Linked DNA regions of Homo sapiens: region 1 is linked to region 2. A link is a loop called in an ENCODE intact Hi-C map of the cell type or tissue named here. Cell type or tissue: PC-3. All regions are shown on one strand. Links, peaks and the distances in the headings refer to the core of each region. The heading gives the core; the rest is flanking DNA. Region 1 has its middle 270 kb from the start of LINC01375. Region 2 has its middle 190 kb from the start of LINC01375.

Region 1 (8,348 bases), core at 214-8,213, 73 kb after region 2:
ATGATATTATTGTCAGGAGTTATTCCAGCCCATCTCTATCAGTTTCCTAGAGCTGCTATAGCACAGCACCACACATTGGATGACTTAAAACAAAAGAACTTTATTGTCTCATAGTTCTGGAGGCTAGAAGTTTTAAACCATGGTGTTGGTAGAACTACGCTATGAAACCTGTGAGGAAATGCTTTCTTGCTTTTCCTAGCTTTTGCTATTGCCAGCAATCCTTGGTGGTTTGGCTTGCAGCTGCCTAAATCCAGTCTCTGCTTTCATCATCACACGGCATCCTTTCCATGTGTCTCTGTCTTCAAGTGGCCATTTTCTTATAAGGATGCTAGTCCTATTAAATTAGGAGCCCATGTTCCTCCAGTCTACCATTTTAACTTTCTTTATTATATTGTCAGTGACCCTATAAATAAGGTCATATTTTGAGAGATCCTGGAGGTTAGAACTTCAACATATCTTTTTTTGGGGGGACATAATTCAGCCCATAACACCATCCCCTTATTTTTTTTTTAACAACTCCTGTTTAGAGTCTATATTCACCTCATTACTCATTCCTGACTCCTGATTTTCTCTTGTATGTATCACCCAGTTCTTACACTTGGGATTAGAAGTTGGCATGTTGTTTATACAGAGTTGAGACAAACAAAAGCCTCAAGGAGCTGTCTGGACATTTTTATCTAGGCCTTTGTGTTACTATGAGCTGCCTGGCATTTACAGCTATGTCTTGGTGTTCTCTGGTTAAACAACTTCACAGAACAGCAACATCAGACAAAGTTACTGTGAACATGATCAATCAAGACAAAAATAGGGCCACTCTATAATCATGCCTGAACACAAAGCAAAATACAAACACTATCCAAACCACACAAATGACCAAATATCTCTCTATCTTGACAATAGAAGTGACTGCTGCTTTTTTTCTTCTTTTAACCGATTACTGCTTTGTCTTGGTCTAGGCATCCCTCCTTCTAGGTAAGATTAATTAAGGTAAATAACTAAAATTACCCTAACTTTCTAAGAGGATGTAATCCAGAGCAAAGCCTCACATCTTTAAATCCTCCCTGTCACGTAACACAACCCCAAATCTTATAGTAAATTCTTTCTAACACCCTCTTCCCGAGACACTCCATGTTTCCATGGTGTACATTCTCACTGCAACAAGTAATAAACCCAACTTGTTCAACTATGAGTGTGTTCCTGAGGATATTTGACTGGAGGGCATTCACGGCATTTTAATAATACAAATTAGCTAAAATGTGATAACTGAATTGGAGACATGTTTTACATGTGGAATATATCAACCTAACAAATGATTGCTGTTCAGATTATACTGCAAATAGAAAAATGCAGGTATAAAAAAGGTTGTATTTGCAATATTATTAATTGCTATACATATCTAGCGTTCAATTCCAGTCATGTTTCTTTTATTTTATAAATGAAATCAAACTCAAGCTTTGATACCACAGTATGGTGTCAGATCTAGTCTCTCTCTTTTTTTTCATGTCACCTTCCTTTGAATGGTCAAAAAACCTAGTAAATGTATTGAATCCATGAGGAATGAGATCTATCCAACTTCCCCATCCAATTGTGGGATGGGAGAGGGAAGGCCTAAAATATAATCTGGCCAATGCCACTACTTCTGGCTGCCCTGAAGCATCACGGTTGGAAATTCATCCTATCCTGTGAGGTGAGGTGGTCAGAACTCTTTGAGGCAAGATGACTCCAATCCCTCAGCACCTTGCACCACCAAAAGTATTCTTATCTTGGTTCTCCAGGTCGCAGCTGTTAGTGCTTGAGTCCTTCAGACCCAGCAACAGCCATTCCACTGCAGTGTTAGCCACATCAGGACTGCAGTATTAGAGGTATGTCAGGCACCTGCCCCTTATGGACTGAAACCACTCTCCTTTTCCCTTTGTAAAGAACTGTCTCTCAAGGGTGGGTAGCTCATCTTATTAACTCACCAATGTCTCTTTACGTTCATTGCCCTGACAATGTGAGAATACTCAATCTCTAGAGAGTTCTTAAATTTCCACCCCTTTCTGGGAGGGAAGGATCTTTTGCCTCAATGAGAAGAAGCTTTCCCAAGGATGACATGGGGACTTTCTAAGCTTCTCTCAGTGGAGCAGACAAGAAAGGAAACCTTTTTAATAATGTATTTAAACACTCAATGGGGTCATACTGTGGCATATGTGTGATACAGTAACAGAAAGCTGCTTTATTTTGGGGCGGCTGCTCACTTGGAATTGTTTTCTTTAATTTACATTGGAAGTTGAGTTCTGTGGTGCGGTTTATTTTGATAATTTAGAAAATCAACACATTTTGCCAATATTTTGTGCTATCCCAATTTTTTTATTTTAATTAGGTTTGCTCTACTCAAATTTTGTCATCACATTATTATCTTTAGCTTTAAATAACAATGTATCCTTGTAGTCTTAAAAATATTATTCAAATGTTTTCTAGGAAAATCAAATTATCATTGAAAGTTAATATATCCTTAGCTCTTAGCTCTTTTTCCGCAATGAAACTATTATTTTTACAATGTAATTTGTAATAAATGTGATACTATCTACGTGACATCTATCAACAACAATTAGAACAGAGAATATTACTGCTTATTTTAAACCTGGTCAGGACTTTGTCCCTGACTACCTTTCCCCTCTTTCCCTTCTTGCTACCCTGGCGGAGTACCTCATTCTCAGATAAAAGTTTCACTATCAAATCATTGGCTTCTGTACAAGTCTTTTGAGGGGAACATTTTGGGTGGATTGCCATTATTTATCCAAATGTTACTTTACTTGTATGAGTCCATTCTCACACTGCTATACTATAAATAACTGCTCAAGACTGGGTAATTTACAAAGAAAAGAGGTTTAACTGACTCACAGTTCCACATGGCTTGGGAGGCCTCAGGAAGCTTATAGTCATGGCTGAAGGGGAGGCAGACACATCTTACATGGTGGCAGGTGAGAGAGCACATGAGGGAGGAACTGTCAAACACTTATAAAACCATCAGATCTCATGAGAACTCACTCACTATCATGAGAACAGCCTGGAGGAAACTGTCCCCATGATCCAATCACCTCCCACCAGGACCCACCCTTGACACATGGGGATTATGGAGATTACAATTCGAGATGAGATTTGGGTGGGGACACAGAACCAAACCATATCATTACTCAACTGCAAAATAACTAAGGTCTATTTTACAAGGGATTGTGCAAGCAGAAAAACATTTCTATGATACTATTAGCAAGTGAGACCTCCTTTGCTTAAAAGTGCTTCTTAATGTCCAAGCAGGGAGCAAGCCTGAGAAGATGGGCCTTAGAATAGGTTGATTTTTGCTGGAACCAGAAAGAAGTAGAGAATGCAAGTTCCCAGACATCAGTTTGTAAGAGTGGCTGGGATAAAGGGAGTGGCAGTTTATAAGAGTAGCAGTTTGTAAGAGTGGCAGGAGTGATGGGGAGATGGGTAAAGGGTAAATAAATCAAAATTAATTTGTTTACTAGTTTTGATTTGGCTTTTTCCAAAACTTGAGTTTGTCTACAGTAGCATTTAGTGTCTTTTAAAATCATTAACTAAAATTAATTAAGAAAATCAATTGTGTCAGGTGTGGATTTTTTTTAATGGAATTAAACTAAATAATATTCACTCTCTTTGCAACTCCTGACACATCTTTCCTGATTATTATTATTATTTTCAAAGACTATTTTTAAAGCAGTTTTAGGTTCACAGCAAAATAGAGAATATACAGAGATTTCCCATGTAGTCTCTGCCCCCACACATGCATAACCTCCTTCATTATCAACATACCCCACCAGAGTGATACATTTGTTATTGGTGATGAACCTAAAGCAATATAATATAATCACCCAATGCCCATAATTTACATTAGAGTGCACTTTTGGTGTTACACATTCTATGGTATTGGACAAATGTGCAATGACCCATATCCATTATTAAAATATACAGAGTATTTTCACTGCCCTAAAGATCCTCTATGCTCTGCCACTTCATTCTTCCACCACCCCAACGTCTGTTTTTTTCATAAAACTTTGAGTTAATTTAGATTTGTAGTACATAGCTGTAATCTATGTAGATCAGATTACAATCTGTAGAAAGCTGGGAGACATGTTCTGTCTCACCCATCACTGATCTCATCCTTATGGAATGCGATTTTAGCCCTGGTGAAATCCAGCTGGGATCATAGAAAAACACATTTCCCTGATGCTTTCAACTCACTCTCTGTTCCTGGATAGTATTTATTTATTTCTGTTCTTTACAATCAGACGTAGTACAGAGAACAGCTAATAGGATAAACACAACGTTTCTTTTCTGCTCTATACTGATTCCAATGAAAATTGAATTCCCGATTCTCTGACAAAAAATATTTCATAGGAATTTTGACCCTGAATCTCATGTATTATATGCTTTTAAACTAAGCTATATGCATATATATTGTTCAAATTAGCAGAATCTTCAGGCATTTTCCTTTTTTCTGTTATGTCATATTCTTATAACCAGGAACCTCAGTTTAAAAAATATTTTTTAATTATCCACATTATTTTTCTTCGTTTCCTCCCCTCTCACCTCTTCATTCCTTCCCTCTCTAAACACTCCCCTCTGGCAATGCATACTTACCTGACTATACTCTTGCCTAAGAAATCCCAGAGGCTAATCTTGCAACAACCTAGGCACGGAAACCCTGTTGTGGAATCCGCCTACTTTGGGAAAGTTGTGAACAATGAGTCCACCACCAACAGGCCAAAGTCAAGATAATGCCGACCAGACTTCCTGATGGGTGATTGCCCAAGATAACCATCAGAATGAAGACACGTAGACCCTGCACCCTGCACAACTCCTCATGTCTCCCATGCCAAGTTTCCCTTTAAAAACCCTATGGTAAATTTTAAAATTTAAGACAGTACTTTAAAATGTCAAATTACCATCTTCTTGGTTTGCTGTCTCTCCAATTAAACCCACTTTTCTGCCCACCAGCCCTTGCCTGTCATGTTTGGCTTTCAAGTGGCAAACAGCCAAACCTGGGTCCAGTTACATTCTGGTAATATAAAATTGCTCTATTTGCAGAATTATTACTTCAAAAAATGCTTATTTATATTGCTCAGGAATTTGAATTAAAATATCTCTTTATTAAAGCACCATCAATAATGAATTTTCATCTGAAGGCAAGATTTCAGTGAACAGAATAATATAAATATTTAGTTTCTTTTTTGACATTTTGTTACTTTCAGTTTTATGATTTCTTTTGCATTTCAGTGCTTGACAAGTACAGCATTCTAATATACCTTTAGAATAATAAATTCAGTGACACATATCTCAAATAGTAGAGACATGATTGAAAAGTCATGGAACTAGTTGGCAGATAAGTTATTTCAAGTTTTGTTCCTGTTACGTATAAGCTATGTGATCATTGGAGGGTTACTTAAACTCTCAGATCCTCACTTATTTTGCTAAAAAAACACCAATAATAGTTATCTATGTAGAGTTATTGTTAGAATTAGGGATAATGTGTATAATGTAGTAATGAGCTTGACATATTTAGATATTGACTAAAAGGAAGCATTTACATGAAATCCTTGGACAATGCATTAGGCAACCTGTGAGAGGAGTCCCAATGATCCTTGCTTCCTAGTGTTCCTGGCCTTAGGCAATCTCTTCTTCTTTGGGGTGGCTGGAATTATTGCCTTGCTTCTAATGAATAGAATATGGAAGAGTGTGCTCCCCCTCACAGCTCTGGCGTCACTTGCCTTGGGGGAAGCCAGCTGCCATATTGTAGGGCAGTCCTATGGAGTAGCCCATGGGGTGAGTGACCAAGGCCTGTCAACAGCCATGTGAATGAGCTTGTACACAAATTAACTGACCTCAGTCATCTCATCCACATGAGACTGCAGCTCTGCCTAACATCTTGACTATAGCTCATGAAAGAGCTTGAGTCAGAAACACCCAACTAAGTGGTGCCCAGATTCCTGACTGACAGAAAATGTGAGATAATTAGTGTCTGTCATTTTAAACTGCGAAATTTTGAGGATTTGTTACATGACAATAGATGGCAAATATGTCATAAAAAGCATTGCAACTAAATTTTAGGAAAAAATCATTTGGTAAATTTTTATGTAATTCATCATAAAACTATATCTGATGTGTGTTGGTATGGGAAGAGGTGGAGCGGGGATTATGAGGCAGTTTTATGAGACAGACTTTAGGCTGTGTCTGTTTATCTGACAGTAGCCATGAGTCTCAAAAATGTGTCTATGAAACAGTAGCCTGCTTTTCTAAATGCTCCAAGAAACACGAGCATTGTGGTCGCCTATGTTTGGGAAACACTAATACATTTTTTGAATCTTGGAAAATCACAATGAACATAGTATGTTACAGGCTCTAGAAATCTCAGAGCTGCTAAAATTTCTAATAAGTTAACGCTTTGCTATGGACTGAATGTGTCCCCAAAATGCATGTGTTGGAAACTTAATTCCCAATGCAACTACAGTGTTCACAGGTGGGCCTTTTGGGAAGTGTTTAGTTCATGTGTGGATTAAGTCTGCTATGAAAAGGGCTTATGACCATGAAATTGCTCTTTTACCCTTCTTCATTCTGCTTCATTCACACAGCTGGAAGGCCTTCACCAGATGCCGGCACCTTGATCTTTGATTTCTCATCCTCCAGAACTGTGAGAAATACATTTCTCTTCTTCATAAATCATCCAGTCTCAGATATTGTGTTATAGTAGCACAAAATGGACTAAGACAAACTTTAATGTTAAGCATCCAACAATGCACTCTGGCAAATTGTGGGTTACTTCTACCAAAAAGTGTGAAATCCTGGCCTGTTCCTCACTGCAGCCTGAACTTAGCTTATAAGCAGATATTTGCAATCTATTTAAACTTGCCTCAGCCCCAGGCCTTAGGGGTTCAACCTTTCCCCAGAGCAAATGTTTTTTTTTTATGAAATAACAAGAACTCAGTGTTATAATCAACAGATGGTAATAGCTGAGCAAGTTCTAATCTCATAACACTGAAGAAATTGTTCCCAGTCTCATTCTGTCATTCCCATTTCATCATTTTCTTCTGATTTGTTGAGTTATTGCTTAATCTCAATAATTTACTTATTTTTCAGAAGGATTTGTTAACAATACCTTCTCCCCCCTCGGAGCACTCAATTTATATATATATATATATATATATATATATATATATATATATATATATATATATATATGTTTTTCAAATTTAAAATTTCTGGCTATGTACAATTTTAGTTCTCCATGAAAGATTTGTCTTCACTATGACTTGCAGCATTTCTGCTAAATTTTGTATAATGTCTTTGCAACATATTTAAAAATTCTTTTGAAATGTTTGTGTACCATTTGCAGCAGTGTATGGAAGTTACTATGAGAATTACCTTAAAATTTAAAACAGAAGTGAAAAGTTTTGCATAATTGGAAGGACTTTCTGATATCAAGTTTAAAATGTTAGGATTTTAACATAAGCTATATCTATGTGTGTAGGTCTGTTCTTATTTGGATATAATTTTTGAGATTATCACTGGAAATGTTATTACGTCAGATTTTCTATGTCAGCTATGCTAATATCACTGTCAGAAAAATTTTACAAAAATTCTCCAGGGTATACATTTTATGGAGTGTGCTTGGTTAACAAATTCTCTTCTCTGAGCACTAGCAACAACCAAAACAACAGCATTGGCAATCATTGAGTGTCTGTGTGCTATGAACTCCACCGGGCATTTTACATATGTATAATATATCCCTGTAGGATTTTACAACAATCTTACAAAATAGTTATTATAATTCCTATTTTACACATAAAGAAACTGAAGCTGAGAGCAATTAGATCACTTTTTCAGGGACTTAAAGCTAGTGGTGGCAGAGCCAGCATTGAAACACAGGTTTGTTTACTCCCAGAGCCATGTTCTTGATAATTATATTGCTTTAACAATTTTTATGTATTTTAATTTACACTCTCTGCAATTCATACACAAGGGTTCTTGACATGGTGACAGGACAGGACAGATCAAGACAGAGGCTCTCCAAGGCAGTGAAAAGACCCTTCCTATCTCCTCTGGCTTAACCTGGGTTTATGCTCCTTTCCTGGCCCTGTTGGTATAATCGGCAACATCTGTGTTGTTAGAGGGTGGAGAGCGCATGGATCATCTTAGCTCAAAGGTAGGTTCTAACAGCATAGAAGATGGAGTAGAGAAAAATAAATAGTGTTTTTTTTTCTCTCTGCTACTTACTAGAGCCATGCTATCTAATATGGCAGACACTAACCACATGTGACTTTTGAGCACTTGAATGTGGTTAGTTCAAATTAAGA
Region 2 (8,348 bases), core at 62-8,061:
GTATATAAAATAATGTGCATTTTTGAATGGATTCTTTGAGTCTTAGATTCTATGATTTATGATAAGGAAAGAGAATCAGAAGAATCACATGGTGGAGAGGGCCTGATGCATCTCTTTCCATGATCGTGTGGAATTGCCACGGGGACCAGACAGGTTGGGGTCTTTGGGATTGAGTTTCTGCTCCCTAGGTGGAATATTGTGAATATGTATCTGAGAAAAACATGGTTTTCTAGGCTTCCATTGCTAATTAATCTCTTTTATGACAGACATTTTGTCTTTTAAATTTATGAATGCATAGATGGATAGGTGAATGAATAACTATTGATGGCCTAGAAACCACTGTGCCTTTTTCAAGGGCCTTTGCCTATCCACTCTTGTGGGATGATTTTGTCCCTTAATATTTATAGGGCAGGTTTACCTTTTTTATCTCCGAGCCTCTTTCACCCTTGGGGAGGAAGGATCATCTCACTGTCACCCTTGTACTCTTTGCCCTGTGTGCTTAAAGACTTAATGAAGAAATGGAACTGATCTGTGCATCCCAGTATCTTCAGACACTCTTCCACATTTGTCTGGCCAGCATTTCTACAGTTATGGCTCAAGAGGAAGGTTAGTGTCATCTGCAAACTGCAAGCACCTGGGTTTATATTTCCAAAAGAAATGTCAGCCTGAAAGCTATTCTTCACTTCAAGGGGATTAGAGCTTCAGCTGATATTGGACTCTCTTATTTGTTTCTATAAATTTTTAACAGCCTGAAATGGCATTAAACTCTGTGGAGAGCACCATATAATGCCACTAATCCTGTTGATCTTAACATTGCTTTACAGAGGTGAGAAGAACAATAAATCCTTTTATGTGTAAATCAGGAGAGATGTTAGCCATTTCTCTGCAAGGACATATCTTATTACTAGAGTTGGCTGAAACAAATCAGAGCTCAAGTATTAAATTTGAGATGCTCCATTTTTCTTTTCCCTGATAGTCCATTGATTCTCACCCTCCTCTGATTGTCCCATCTTCAAATAGTTGTATGTTTCCATCTGTGTGTCTGCCTGTCTGCCTGTCTGTCTGTTCTACCTCTCTCAATTTGCTAAACCTCAGGTTTTGGCCATCCTGCTATTTTAGGATATATTCCTGAAGAGTATTGTGACAGATATTTTTAGGGAACAGTGTAAGACTTGATTCTTGGTTTCTAAGAGCTTGCAGTCTCCTAGAAGGAATAAACCAAGTGGACATATAACAGAAACTTAAGGCTGTATTTAATAGACTATTGGTAAGGGTGAGTGAGGGCTTAGTGGCTGTGCTTGAATTCTGTGCTTGTCTCTCCCACTGACTACCTGTACAACCCCAGGCAAGTCCTTTGATCTCTCTGAACCTCGGTTCTTCATTTGCAATACAAATTAATTACATAGGGTTTTTGCGATGATTAAATGAAGCATAGACTATTTAGTACAATGCTATTTATTGCTATAATTAGTATTATAATTTGTGTTCAACGAGATGTATAAGCAATGACCAAAGTGGTCCTTATAATCTTTGTTAATGGTGGATTGGCTCCACTGCCAATAATAAAATGCATTAGGTTTGGGTTTTTATGCATGTACATTAGGATAGACTGCTTTCAGAAATAAAGCTAACCAAAGGCTCCTCAGCACTCACCAGCATTATACATATGGTAAAGTCATTTATTTTACACGAGTGATATGGCCATGATTAAAAAGAGATACTCCTGAAACTTCTTTCCTGTGGTAGAATATGTTGCAGTAAAACACCTGCACTGTTTCAAATAATTCCTATTCAAGTGTGTTGCCTTTCCAGAGCCGCAATTTATCCAGACCAAAGATAGTCATGGTCACTGCCCTGCATATGTCATCATGTTTGCTGTGTTTGGTCCCAAATACACCAAACTCACTCAGCTGTTTGCAGGTTTGGCCAGTATCTGTGCTTAATGTCTTCCCAATTTCTATTATAGAGGGTGATACCTACCACTTCCCCCTCTTGCTGCCCCTTCTCATTCCAGCAGAAACACCCATGACTCACTTGAGTTATGGAGGAAAAGGAATCACAGTCTTTAGAATTTAGGGTACCAGAAGAGGCCAATCTGCTTTAGGACTTTGGCAATCTGGAGTTCCCAGTGGAACAGGAGAGCAAAGGAGATAAGTGAAAGAGGCCTATAATCAGAACATCAAAGTGTCTTGTAGCCCAAGTTCTGATTTACTTCTTATGCTAGATGAATCACTGAGACTTCTGTGGCCTCAATCCACCCATCTGTATAGTAGATGTATTGCACTGTAAGGTTATTTTATTCACCACCTCACCCATTTAATATTATAAAGAGCCTACTCTGTATTATGCATTGTGTAGAATATGAGACACAGTTACACACACACCACACATATCATTGCTCAGAATGTGTTGAGAGCCACAAAAAGATAAAAAAAAAACGTGAGGGGCTGCAGTTGTTCTGCTGTGTTTCTTTAAGCTACTTCTTAGTTCTAGGCATTAGGGCCAAATCTGTGATTTGTCTCCTCAAGTTCATCCACATCTCATGGATCATCACTACGTTTCTGGGACTCTGTTGTCTCCTATAAAAAATGAGAGAAATTAATTGAATAGCTATTTCAAAGGATTTTTTTTTCAAGAGGGCAGATGGAGAAAGGTGAGGAAGATTAAGGGAGAAAATCCATCTGGATGAATCATTCTGTGGTCACATATCCATATCTTATTTGTCTCCTAAACTCATTGTGAGTTGGGCAATGAAGATATTCTTGTTCCTTTTTGAACTAGAAGAAAATGAAGACTCAGAGGCTGAATCATGTTCTGAAGGATAAATCAAGGTCCGGATGCTCAGTACAGTACTATCAGTACGATGCACAAAGGAATCTATGTTAATTCCTTAAACGCAAAACTCACCTTTGCCATGATTTTAACCTTCTTTACCAAATAAGCTTTGTCAGAATTAGCTAGTCACAAGCATTTTCTTCTCCTAACTTATAATGCATGTAGTAGAGAAGATAATGTATCGTGCTATCAGTTTTTTGGTGAAAAATTTTCATCCAAGTTGAGGTTGGAGTGCTTAGAATTAGCTCAACCAGAGGATGTTTCTTCTGCCAATAGGTGGCAGAGTGAGTAAGCTTGTCTGAGAATGAAAATGAAATCTGAAAGAAGGGCACTTGGATTGGGATCTCCTGTTGAATCAACCTACAATGATGATGTACCTACAGTGCAAAGCCCACCACAAAGCATGGAAGACTTGAAAAAGACACCATCTCTTTATCTTTTGCAGTTCGCATTTAGCAGATCCATAAAAGGCTTTTTCTTTTTATAACAAGAAACATTATGCAAATGGTTAGCAGAGCAAAAGAAACATAAAGAGCGAAATACAACTATGTTAAGTAAACTATACATTTCTTATCTCTTCTTGATATAATGCATTCCTTAGTCCTAACTCTAATATTGAGGAAACCAAACTGTGCTTATAAGGAACCACAAAGAAATCAAAAACAATAAAACCCCAAAACTCTGACTTAGACTCAGGGGCCCCAGCCTTCTCTAAAGGAATAAAGTGCCCTCTTCTTTTCCTGACTATCCACTGATACTGATAAATGCTAAAGAGTTTTCTCTGGAACAAGTTGTCTTTCTTCTATTCCTTGAATAACCAAAGGAAATTCAATTAAAACTATTTATAATTTTATATAAAGAAGAAATAACTTGTGAAATATATTTTTTACTTGTCTATTTGCCTACTGAATTATTAAAAGGAAAGAAATGGAAGATGAAAATACTGGTGAACTCTTATTCATCCTCCAAACCCAGCAAAATTGGGGTCTCCCTAGGGAAGATTCTTCTATCTCTTTGTTTATCCTTTCTTCTGGGCTTCTAAAGCACAGTGTACCTTTTGACATCACATACATTTATCAGGCTCTTTTAATAACTTTTAAAAAATCTTTATATTTTTCTCAACTGAGATCTTGGATGTCATGAAGATGTAATTAGTTATCTTGATTCTCAGTGCCAAATGCAGGAATCATATATTAAGTATTTATGAATAAATGATGTACAAATAGACAAATGGTTAAAAAGGAAGGATTGAGTAGTTTGTAAACTGCATCTTCATTTTTGGATGAATATGAAAGCAACTATGCAGAAATTATGAAATGACAGACAGCTTGGCGGCATCAGTTTTGTGACACATCAGCCATCACATATTTTAGAGCCATATCTGAGTTCATATCTGACCCTGCCACATTCTAGAAAATAATTGAACACCTTTGAGTTTGTTTACTCATAAAATGGGAAAAAATAGTCCTTTACAGAACTGTTACTAGCTTAAATTGCTAATAAAAAGCTTTATACAATGTGAATATACATAAGGTATGATGACTATTACTGTTATCTCTGTGACAAACCACTTTCTCTTTTAAGTGGTATTGAATATCTTTACCAAATTGCAGCCAAATTGGCAAACAAATCAAAAGTAGTTTTTGTTTGTAGTTGTGAGAAACAAAACAAGTTTTTTGTTTGTTCTCTTTTTTGTTCTTTTTTTTTTGATATCACCTTGGTTTTGCTACCAAAGAAGTAAAGACAATTTTGCAGATGAAAAATTGCTGATTCATTGAAGAAAAAAAATGGTTTGCATTTGTTATTTATTTTTATGATTTACTTTAATGGACAGTTTGTAAATGAAAAGGGCTTATTTTATTTTATTCTTATACTAAATTTTAGAAGGTATTTTTATAAAGACCCTGAATTGTGTTACCTCTCTGATAGGTCTTAGATACTTTTTTCCTCTGGAAGATTTATAAATTAATAATTTGATAGGCTATAATTTAAAGTATGACTTTAAGTTCAAATTGGGGCCTGTGAAATTTTGAGAGTGGAGAATCCATTTGGGTAAAGAGAAAACACTCAAAATACATTTGTGATTTGTAAAGTTGTTTACAGAATGATTCAAAAACTGCGTCTGGGTACTCAGAGATCCAAGTCTAAGTTAAATTGTCTGTGATACCCACGGCTGTGCTGTCTCCTTCTTTCAGTTCACTCCGGGGTCAGGTTAGCTGCATCCTTAGCCTTTGGCATGGAATGTGCTTTGATGAACAAATGTCTCATCAAACAGCCAAAATGGTAGAACTTGCGTACTTTGAGGTCAGACACCATGTCTTAACCATAATTAAAAGATCATGAAACAATAAAAAGTAGGTGACAAGATCACCTGCTGGATTCACCTCAATTCTTTAAAGTTACTTCTTTGAGGGCATGCAGCTTGCAAAGCCCATGCTTTAAAAATGCACTGTGATTTTCTCATCCCCCACCCCCTGTCTTAGCTGTATCCAAAGAAAATTTTTATCCTTATTTTTGTCTGTGGAGTGAGATTTTCTTTTCAAGTGCTTGGGAGCTTTCCATGGTGTCCTGTGGATGCTTCGAAATGAAGCCCTCTCTTTTTAAATCCTTTCCTTTTCTTAGACAGAATTGCCTCTTATAATGTCTTCTTTTTTACTCTCAAAAAAAAAAAATCAAAAGAAAGGAAGAAAAAGAAGCAGAAGGAATCCAGTTGGAGACTGCAGCCCAGGTATTACAGAGGACAACTGCTGTAATTGGTTGTTAAAAATGGCACTGCAGTCATTTTCTCCACTGATGGAAAATCGACTTTTCCTCTTAACGTTTTCTTCTGTGGCTAGGGAAATTAACAATTTAATTGATTTTAATGAAATGACCATTTAAACATGCTCAAGTACTAGCTTTAAAGAGAAACAAAAGCATTTTGAAGCATCTCTTCCTTAAACCAAATTCTTATGTAATTTGAATGGTGCAGTGTGTGAATGTTGATATTTAAATGCTAAATCATTCAGATTTGGTTCTCAGTATAATTTTTTCTAATCAAGAAATATTCCAAAGATTTAGCGTAACTTGTAGCCTATTGCGAGGACAATCGGAAGTGATTTTTTTTTTTGTTTTGTTTTGGTGTTTTTTGAGACAGAGTCTTGTTGTGTCATGCAGGCTGGAGTGCAGTGGCACAATCTCTGCACACATCAACCTTCACCTCCCGGTTTCAAGTGATTCTCCTACCTCAGCCTCCCAAGTAGCTGGGATTACAGGCATGTACCACCATGCCCGCCTAATTTTTGTATTTTTGGTAGAGACGGGATTTCACCATGTTGGCCAGACTGGTTTCAAACTCCTGGCCTCAAGTGATCCGCCTGCCTCAGCCTCCCAAAGTGCTGGGATTACAGGTGTGAGCCACCATACCCGGCCCATAATTGAAATATTCTAAACTGTGTTAAATCATTGAAAACTGATTGGGGGAAATCTGAAAAGGATTGTATGATAGCCATATGTAACTAGTCAGGGAAAAGAAAGGTTTCTAGGGAAATGAACGTTATTCTCAACCATATTCTTGGACCATCCAAGAATCCTTCAGTGGTTATTGGAATGTGTGGCAATATGAGTGACATAAATTAAGAGAAAAATGTTTCCATCAGTACAAATAACCACACTATGGGTACGAGCAGTCTCACACTTTGCAGATACCAAATTTCTGTAGGGAAATTTGGAACTGTTTTGACAAACTTAAAAAAGTTCCTATTCCTTGTCTCCTCAATTACATTCTAAAAATCTATCATAATAAAATTTAGGATGTGTACAAAGATTAACCTACAAGCATGTTCATTGTGGAAGTGTTTATTATTGAGATAAAGTGGAAAGAAATCCAGAAATCCAACAATAAGGTTAAATAAATCATAAATAATGTCTATGGTGCTATGTCATTAGGCTTGAAATTGCTGTCAAGTTAATGAAAACAGGTTATAAAATTATATAGAGTAGAATTCCTTCTCCCTTATTTTTACAATTAATGCATATGAAAACATCTAGACAGTACACTTTAAAAGGTTACTAATGGTTATCTAATTGGTTTTGGGATTATAGGTGCTCCCTTTTTATTGCTTTCTTCTTGATATTCTCTACTTTTTCTACAATGAACATGTGCTTATATAATAAAATTGCCCATTTGTCCACATATTATCATGTTGGGATAGCTCAGAGCCTCCCAGCCTTCCTGGGCATCACCAGAATCTTTGTTTTAGTAGGAATTAGTTTTCTTCAGAATATAAAGATTTTGTAGTTTTCAATATCTTAACACTTTCTGATTTTATAACATCTTACGTCTTAAAAACACATACTTCCTCAAAGTGCTATATGGTATGTGTTAATTTTTTAATTAAACTTTTTTAAAATTAAAAATGTATTTGAGTATCTTTTGTGATAGCTACTTAGATAATGGGGGAAATCCACAACTTAGAATTATTTCTTCTGAAATATTGTTTTATGATCTACTTCATAGATATGAATCACTTTGGTATGGACACTGGGTAGTGACTGTTAAAATTCTTTTCAGTAGGTTGGAACTGAGGAGCAAGTCAGAGTCAGAAAAGAAAATCTAGGGAACTCCAGTAAGAAAATAGCTCTCCCATCTTCTTCATCCCTGTACTAGCATCCTAAAGAACTCCAAAACATCCTTAATTTCTGTGAATGAGGCCAGTGGACTCTCCCTGCTTCCATTATGCATGCAATCCAATCATAATGATCTGGATCAAAGATTAAACAGCCATATGCTTCCGGCTATAATGGAAAACAAGTCGTATCATCCAACTTTCAGGTGTACCAATTTTACAATTTTCCAAAGAAATTTTCCAAAAGAAATTCTCACCCATTTGTATGCCTGATGTCCTGATTTTCGTGTCCAAGTTTCCTACTGTCATTGTGCCCTAATGCTTACCAACTTAACTACATCAGGGCTTACCCCCTTGTTACTAAACCTTCTTTGCCATTTTGCTCAGAGGGGAGCAAACCTGGAATTAAGGTGATTAAAGTCTGGAGAAACAATTTCTTTTTTTTTATTATTATTATACTTTAAGTTTTAGGGTACATGTGCACATTGTGCAGGTTAGTTACATATGTATACATGTGCCATGCTGGTGTGCTGCACCCACTAACTCGTCATTTAGCATTAGGTATATCTCCCAATGCTATCCCTCCCCACTCCCACCACCCCACAACAGTCCCCAGAGTGTGATGTTCCCCTTCCTGTGTCCATGTGATCTCATTGTTCAATTCCCACCTGTGAGTGAGAACATGTGGTGTTTGGTTTTTTGTTCTTGTGATAGTTTACTGAGAATGATGATTTCCAGTTTCATACATGTCCCTACAAAGGACATGAACTCATCATTTTTTATGGCTGCATAGTATTCCGTGGTGTATATATGCCACATTTACTTAATCCAGTCTATCATTGTTGGACATTTGGGTTGGTTCCAAGTCTTTGCTATTGTGAATAATGCCACAATAAACATACGTGT

Evidence for each region. Peaks named below come from ENCODE experiments on the same cell type or tissue, not always from the same donor. Only the 100,000 strongest peaks of a DNase experiment are listed, where the experiment ranks them.
Region 1: it touches region 2 in a loop (3-fold over the local background); 3 of 110 quality-filtered maps call a loop at or near these places.

Annotation. Positions count from the first base shown.
Region 1 is chr10:90,218,413-90,226,760 of GRCh38, forward strand. No RefSeq gene overlaps it. Among named protein-coding and RNA genes, the nearest start is that of LINC01375, 270 kb to the left of the region's middle. In PC-3, for the core only: no CTCF peak of the experiment used is centred there; a DNase peak (open chromatin) is centred at 4,169; H3K27ac peaks cover 1,382 bases.
Region 2 is chr10:90,145,570-90,153,917 of GRCh38, forward strand. No RefSeq gene overlaps it. Among named protein-coding and RNA genes, the nearest start is that of LINC01375, 190 kb to the left of the region's middle. In PC-3, for the core only: CTCF peaks have their summits at 3,097 (motif pointing right) and 3,298; a DNase peak (open chromatin) is centred at 2,762; H3K4me3 peaks cover 627 bases; H3K27ac peaks cover 856 bases.